Linked DNA regions of Homo sapiens: region 1 is linked to region 2. A link is a contact called in ENCODE Hi-C or POLR2A ChIA-PET data. All regions are on one chromosome and are shown on one strand. Each heading gives the region's core, a stretch centred on a gene start or an enhancer-like site at or near the end of the contact. The rest is flanking DNA. Distances are from core to core; before and after follow the strand shown. Region 1 overlaps PRRX1 (paired related homeobox 1). Region 2 overlaps GORAB-AS1 (GORAB antisense RNA 1).

Evidence for each region. Hi-C counts contacts between places; a loop is a spot of excess contacts on that map. ChIA-PET counts read pairs that join two places held with the same protein, here RNA polymerase II (POLR2A). Pooled maps may share reads with other maps.
Region 1: a loop to region 2 is called in a pooled map, with 2.6 times the contacts of the local background. The contact joins two enhancer-like sites. A Hi-C loop is called at or near these places in 1 of 168 maps with a recorded cell type or tissue (A673) and 1 of 50 pooled maps. POLR2A ChIA-PET finds 5 or more read pairs at or near these places in 1 of 52 experiments (endothelial cell of umbilical vein).

What each region holds. Positions count from the first base shown.
Region 1 is chr1:170,697,123-170,700,724 of GRCh38, reverse strand. All of the region lies in intron 1 of PRRX1 (paired related homeobox 1), which reads right to left. Among named protein-coding and RNA genes, the nearest start is that of PRRX1, 35 kb to the right of the region's middle. Within about 2 kb of position 1,509, at least 4 of the 41 ENCODE cell types and tissues checked have a DNase peak (open chromatin) inside an H3K27ac peak, as active enhancers do.
Region 2 is chr1:170,493,295-170,497,440 of GRCh38, reverse strand. All of the region lies in intron 1 of GORAB-AS1 (GORAB antisense RNA 1), which reads left to right. Among named protein-coding and RNA genes, the nearest start is that of GORAB, 37 kb to the left of the region's middle. Within about 2 kb of position 2,867, at least 2 of the 41 ENCODE cell types and tissues checked have a DNase peak (open chromatin) inside an H3K27ac peak, as active enhancers do.

The DNA.
Region 1 (3,602 bases), core at 260-2,759, 200 kb before region 2:
TTTTGTCTCCAGGTAGCATCCTGGTAACTTGGAGTTTGGTTTTGGCTGGGCATGAGACAAACATTAATGCTTTACAGATTCAGAAGGACAGTACTAATAATACAGCCTGTCTGCTACTTTTAATGGATAGGATGCTCAAGGCCTCTCTGACTGCTAAACTTTGACCACAATATCTCTGTCCATCATCTCCCACTTTCTCCCCTGTATAGGTCTGTTTTCAATTCTCCTGGTCATCTTTCTTTCAATCTATGACACACACGTGTATCTAAATTACTAGATAAGTAAAGCAGGAATTCAAGACACAAGGACATGTCATTTTTTAATGTATGGAAGAGCTCTGACGGACTTTCCAAATGGTCTGAATATATATCCTAAAGGTTCTCCACCCTATAGTAGAACCTGCAGTAACACACTCATCAGCGGTTCTATACTAGCTAGAAACACCTCCACCTGCCAACATTTCACCTGAGACCTACTGGACTTCCTGGGCTCAGGAATTATTTCCTATGAATGAATTTGGCTTGAACCAACTCATTCACACAAAAAAATAACTTCCAAATGCATAAAATTGAATATGGTGTTTCATTTGCTTAAAAAAAATGGCCATAGGAGGCCATAGGACATTTTTAAGTTTGTAACCCCATCAATACATTTAAATATGATTATAAGCATATATATGAAAACCCTTGAAATCCATCCGCTTGGCTGGGCTCAGTGGCTCACACTTGTAATTCCAGTACTTTGAGAGGTTGAGGCTGGCAGATCACCTGAGGTCAGGAGTTCAAGACCAGCCTCGCCCCATCTCTACTAAAAATACAGAAATTACCCGAGCGTGGTGGCAGGCGTCTGTAATCCCAGCTACTTGGCAGGCTGAGGCAGGGGAATCACTTGAACCCAGGAGGGGGAGGTTGCAGTGAGCCTAGATCACGCCACCACACTCCAGCCTAGGTGACAGAGCGAGACTCCTTCTCAAATCCATTCACTTGCACTTTTGAGGCACACTGGTATTTCTCGGTGCACTTTTGTGTTGCTTTGTTTCATTGTGAAAGGTATGAATCTCAGTTTACATCCAAGCAAGCCAATCTTTCTTTGAGCCCATAGGAACCTGATTTCTCTCATTTTTGCCATCCTCTGGCCCCTTTTACTATAATTTTCCCTTCAGTCTTGTGGTGCACAGACCCTTGGGGAAGCCTTTCCCCAATCCCATTGCCCATAATACAGTTTTCTGTGAACAGACTAGAGAGCCATCTTCTTGCCATTTATCTAGAGGAGCTGTGTGCAAACTAGAGCTCATGAATGGGACAGAGAAAGAAATGAGACCCATTTAAAAACTCAAATAATTCTCATTCCAAGGAAGTAAACATTTGCCCCTCTGAAAGGGTTTTGTAAAATAATAAAATAAAAAGTAAAATAAATAAAAATCCTTATTAATGTTCACTAGAGAAACAGAAAAGTCTTTTCCACAGAAAAGTCCTTTATGTGCTGAAATTGGCAGCCGGACGGCCTGAGCATTTATCTCCTGCATAGAAAGTGCTCTGTCAGGAAAGCTGTGACTAACAATAAGCTGAAAAACACACCACAGACTTCCACTGTATTTTATTTGGCAGAGAGGAATTATTCCTCAGCACAAAGTATTTGCAACTGGCATCAGTTAAACAAGAAATTACAACCTTTAAAAGCCCTATTTATCATTAGCTGCAAAAGTGCAGACTTCACCGTCAATTACTCTGACAAAGGATCACAGACCATCAACACTGCACACAGGATAACAGTCTTGGCAGCCAAAAGGCCTTGCTGAGGGGAGGATTAGACAGCTAGCTAATAGCCCGGGGCCCCTTCTCCAGAGACCCCCTTGACACTTCCTTAGCCACCCTCCTCCCCTCTCAGGACTGACTCTCCTATCTCCAGCCCTCGTCTCCCTTCACCTCATCTAGTGGAGACTGCTGGACTGACAAGGTTTTGGCAGAAAGATGTGACAGTTGTGCCACCGTCATTTCTTAAGAATCATTGGCCAAATCAAATCAGCAACAACTTTACGCCAATTCTGCTCTGAATGTGTTCTGTGGATGAAAATGGAAATTACTAGATAGATATCTGAAAGCTGAAGAAATAATACGGTGTTACTCCTCTCAGCTGCTTTGCAAGGCTAAATGGTCAGGAAAAAAAATAGTCTATTTTAATACGCAAAAGGCCTCTACTGTGATTCTAAAACAACTTTCTAAACCCTGAATAGTGCCTATGTATTCTTGGAAGAAGCCTTTTTGCATTGAGCTGAAGCATTTCCCCATCTTTAAATGATTCCATTCTTTAGGATCCGAAAAATAAAGAGACGCTTTGTTTTTCAGTTTTTAATTTTTTTAAAAAGTGTTTTTCTCAAGTGGTTATATAATGATAAGAAATCTCTTTCAAGAAACATATATAAGTATATAGCCTTATTTAGCTTTAACTTTCCAAAAAAGTACAAGGTAATAATCAGTGTTTCTGTCACCTTGTTGCCAGTTAAGTTGGTTTGAAATGGTCCTGGAGTTTCTCTCAGAGGCACAAAGCTTACAGATGATTATTTTTCTCTTCAATATTTTTGTTTTTGTTGGCTATATTTGTCTCCATTTACAAATGTGAATAATTCTTGAGAATAAAGTAAAATAGCGTAATATGTGTAAACCACTTACATAAGATTTGGCTCATAGTGTTTAACAAATGATGATGATACTGATCTTGGAGATGATACTAACAAAGATAAAGATGATGATGATGGGGAGGTGGAATATGCAGTATTAAAAATTATGTTATATAAAGGCCTTTTAATAATACAAAAGAACACAGTGATTTATATATAGATCTAGATCTATTTATATATGTATATATAGATATACATATTTGTATATCTATATATTTATACAGAGATATATTTCTACATATTTATATATACATATTTATATATCTTTATATGTATATATTTATATATCTATATATGTATATATATTTATATATGTATATATTTATATATCTATATATGTGTATAGATATTTGTATATGTATATATATGCATATATAAATATATGTATATTTACAGATACATAAAATATATCTTTTTTTAAGGATTCCAGCTGCAAATATGGTGTATTCTTAACTATATAAGAAAATGTTCAGCAAAAGATTGGAAGAAAGTGCCTTTGAATAATGCAAAGATTAGAAGAAAAACCTCTGAATGATGCAATAATGAAGACTTTTTCCCTTATCTTCCTTTCTATATAGTTCTCTAATTCTTTAAGATAAGCTTGTCTTACATGTATTATTATAAGAAAATAGAAAATACAGGCAAGTCAATAAATCAAAACAAAAATATCACACTTGGAAGATTATGTATTTATAAAACTTTTACACATGCAATATTATAACCCTTCAAGGGAGATCATTGTTCCCATTTTACAAAAGTAACTAATGCTCAAAGAGATGAAGCTGTTTTCCCAATGGAAATTAGTTCCCCAGCACAGCCAAAGCTAAGAAAGACATGGCTTATCTTACTCCTAGGCCTCTGCGCTTTCCATTTCTCCTGGCTGTCTCCTGCCTGGAGAGCGTGTGCATGCATGTTCACATTCCAT
Region 2 (4,146 bases), core at 1,618-4,117:
TCTCTACTGTTGCCTAGTCTGTATTTACTCCCTATTCTAAAAGTTTGGTGCAGGCTAGTCACTGCAGCATTTAAGGTAGCTAAATTGACCATGTCTGGAATTTAAAATTCCTTTAGCTACACTCTTATATTTACATAAACTGAGTACCTTATCTATTAATGGTCAGAGACAGCAAGTGTAGTAGAAAAGGCATTGAGGCAATTTATTTAGTCATGGCAATGGGACGTATATGGTGGTGATAGTTGCTCTCTCTCTCTTTCTATATGTGTGTGTGTGTGTGCATGTAGGGTGAGGGGGTGTAGTTGAAGGGGTACTCACATAGCAAGCAAGCAAAATCTGATAAAAATACCACTGAAATTATTGCATATCAACTTAGGTGTGTCCCCAGCCTAATTGGAACATATTATGCCCCAATGAGGAAATCTGGCAGCATTGAGTTCTTGGACTCCTTCCTCTGAGAAACTCTTTTGGTTGAGTCTGGTTGATTCCACCTGACAATCACCTTCACAACTCATGTCAGGAGGCACCTCTTTGGTAAAACCTTTCATGACATTTCCAAACTCCAGGAAGAACTAACAGCTTGCATCTCTGTGCTTAGTGTGTTTTATATACCGGTGATAAATACTATAAAGGATGTTTCCAAATCTATCTCTCCAGCTAGATTGTGTGTCATTGAGGGTAGCAATTCTGTTTATATTTTTTAATAGAGGCAGTGTAGCCAGTTAGGAAGAACCTGATCCTCAAAGCCAAACCCAATTTCAAATTAATTTCACTGCGGTGTGTTGTGTTGCCTTGAATAAAGTACTTAAAGCTTAGCCTCAGTTACCTCATATGTGAAATGTGTCTAGTAATGCCTTTTTTTTTTTTTAATGGAATCTTGCTCTGTCACCCAGGCTAGAGTGCAGTGGCACAATCTCGGCTCACTGTAACCTCCGCCTCCTGGGTTCAAGCGATTCTCCTGCCTCAGCCTCCCAGGTAGCTTGGATTACAGGCATGTGCCACCATACCTGGCTATTTTTGTATTTTTAGTAGAGGTGGGGTTTCACCGTGTTGGGCAGTCTGGTCTCGAACTCCTGACCTCAGGTTATCCGCCCGCCTTGGCCTCCCGAAGTACTGGAATTACAGGTCTGAGCCACTGCGCCTGGCCAGTAATGCCTAATTCTATAGAACTTTTTGAATAAGTACAAAAAGGTCCTCACATATTTCATTTCCTTGTATCTTAATTAAACACTATTGCCTACCAGAAACATAGAAACATTCAATATTCTGATGTTCTTGGACCTAGACTGTCCGGGTAACTTAAAGTCTGTTCTCCCTCTTCCAAAAGAAGTTACCGCCTTCTCAGTAAGGATGGCCTGACAGGGGCCTTGGTGATAGCCAGACTTCATCACTGAGTATTTTCAGAGAGACCACAGAGTCAACTGTTCAGGAAACTATAAGAAAGGATGCCATCTCTATGTAGAAAGCTAACTCAGATGATCTCATTCATTCAACAGATAGTTTTGGAGTACTTACTGTATGCCTGTCAACTGTGCCAGATGCTATGAAGATTACAAACTAGTGAATGACAAAGATTTTAAAGTTAAATTAATACAAAATTACAACTAAATAAAGTATTATGAAGGAAAGAAATAAGAGCTGAGATCCTGAGTTCTTTTCCAAATCTAACCTATATGATTCAATGTCTACATTTTCATGAAAGTAGAACATTGACCCACAAATTGCAAATGGAAATTCCAACATCCTTTGTAAATGTGTTCAACTCTACTTATTTAATCTTTTGTTCTATTCTTCCTGATAGCCCATCTAGTCAAAGTCTTCCTCTGGTGGCACAATCAGCATCCCGGCGTCTACGCAGATGTTGTTTCTTTTACCTGGAGCTTACTCCATTCCACAACCTAAAATGTTGTTCATCACCCAGAGCCTAGTTCCCCCACTTGTAAAATGAGCTGGTGAGACTAAATGGTCTTTAAAATTTCTTAGTTCTAGAATACTTTGGTTCATTTAACCTTGCCAGTGAAGGAAGAGGGAAGATTTTGTTCCCTTCATTTTTACTTCTAAATTGCATTTTCTGTGCTTGGTCATCATGATGTATTGTTTTTAGCTTTTCCTCGTATCAGAACTCCAAACAGAAGAAGCTGGAATGTAGGGCATGCATTACATGAAAAGTGAAATGTTTTGAAAGGGCTTTGAAGTGTTGAATAGGAATATTGTATTAAGAACATTCCACTAAATGGAAGAAACCTGGAAACTGGACAAGCTGTGGATGTGCAGATGGTATTACTAACCATCAGTCAAATAGAGAACACAGGCTATTTGTATAGATCGATATGTCATGTGTCTCTATACATTGGGAGGTACCAAGAAGTTGTCAGCAGTTGTTATTTCTGTATGTATTGCCTCCAAGGAGAATAATCAAATTGCCTGTGTTATACAGCCTAGAAATTTCAGTTTAGTCTGTACCAATATGAATGAATCTATTTAAGATGTCTTGTATGAGAAAGGATGCTTTTATAAATGCAAACGGACATAAATGGGTTTGTTTGTGGATGGGTCAGTGAGGGGAGGTGGGAGCAGAGAGGAAGATCCCCTAGCTTAATAGTTCTTTAAAAAATCTTCTTTATTCTAATATTAGACAGTCTACGAACTATAATTATCCAGTGTGCTCCATATCACCCCACGACATTTTACGATTAGAATGTGGGTGAATTGCTCTGCCTCAGCCAACACTAATATTAAAGAACAGCAGAGAGTCCTTTAGGTAAGTCTAAGCATGAATCAGTCAGCTATTGGAGTATTTCAGAGGGGTGTTATTTCTCAGAGATAAGGGAACAAAGAGGTCTTAATATCCGGCTCAGCCAAGGCAGGAAATTGCCTACTTCCTGAGCCAGTGTGGTAGAGGCTGTGGGATGGGAGCCAGATATATTGGAGGGAGGAGGCAAGTAAGTGCTGGAGACCTCAGGATTTTATTGTAGGGCACATGGACTTTGTATGAGAATGTCAAAAACTCATTTTGTCTTTAGCACAGGAAGATGCTTGGCAAAGAGTTAATGACACTAAAGAATTCTTACAAATGTTATGGATGGGTGTTAATTTTCACAGATAGGCATTCATTGTCAGATGTTTATGCTCTCCATTCCTGAAACTCCTCCTGTCTGTGGTATGTGCCAATTTTTTAATTTTAAAGACTATCAATTATCCTGTTAATCTTAAATTCTATTATAAAAGTGTAAAGTACCGGGTTGACCTTACATCCTAGTCCTAATTACATACATATGTTTTTATAGACCCCTATCCAACCCCATTGACACTAACAAACTAGTTTGCAAAGCTCTTAACCTCTCCTGCTTTCTTTCCCTCATTTGTCAATCGAGAGTGTCAAACTAGATGATCTCAAAGGTTCGGATTCTAAAGAAATGTAGCAGAAATTCCATCAAGTACAAGGCTGTATAGTCAGAAAAGGATTTAGAATCCTAGATACTTGAGTTTAAACCTCTGTACCTCCTATTATCAGATGTGTGACATTGTGAACATTCTCTAATCTTCTCAAACTGGTAACAACACTTGTTACTGGAATAATACCTGAATTAAAAAGTTGTCTAGAATTAAATGTCATAGGACATTAAAGTGTCTGGCAGACATGTATTTAGTAGTTGTTCCTTTTCCCTTCCTTCTCTTCCTTTAGTGTTATTGGAATTAATGGATTTTACTAGTTTTTATTAGAAAAAGAACCTAGATTCAGATAGTTGTATTAAAAGAACAGAAGAGAAAGGTTAATTTACAGGATCCAAAGATGAGTTGAATTTTAGCAAGCAAAAATCAAGATGAAAGTCTATCTATGTAGGGAATAATGTAATCAAAAGTATAATAGCACTAACAAAAAGGTGTATATGGGGAATACACCATGGTGTCTGTTGATATTGAAATGTAGTGGCTGGAGTTAAAATATGTATTCTATCTATCTTTCTATCAGTTAATTTTTACTCAAATGTTTGTATATTGTACACAATGTTCTACATCATTTTCTCTTTTAAAAACATTTTGGTGATCATCTCATATCTATATATGAAAATCTTTTTTATTTCTTATTTACTATTCATAATATACCATTATATGTATACATTATAATTTCTATAAGCAGTATTC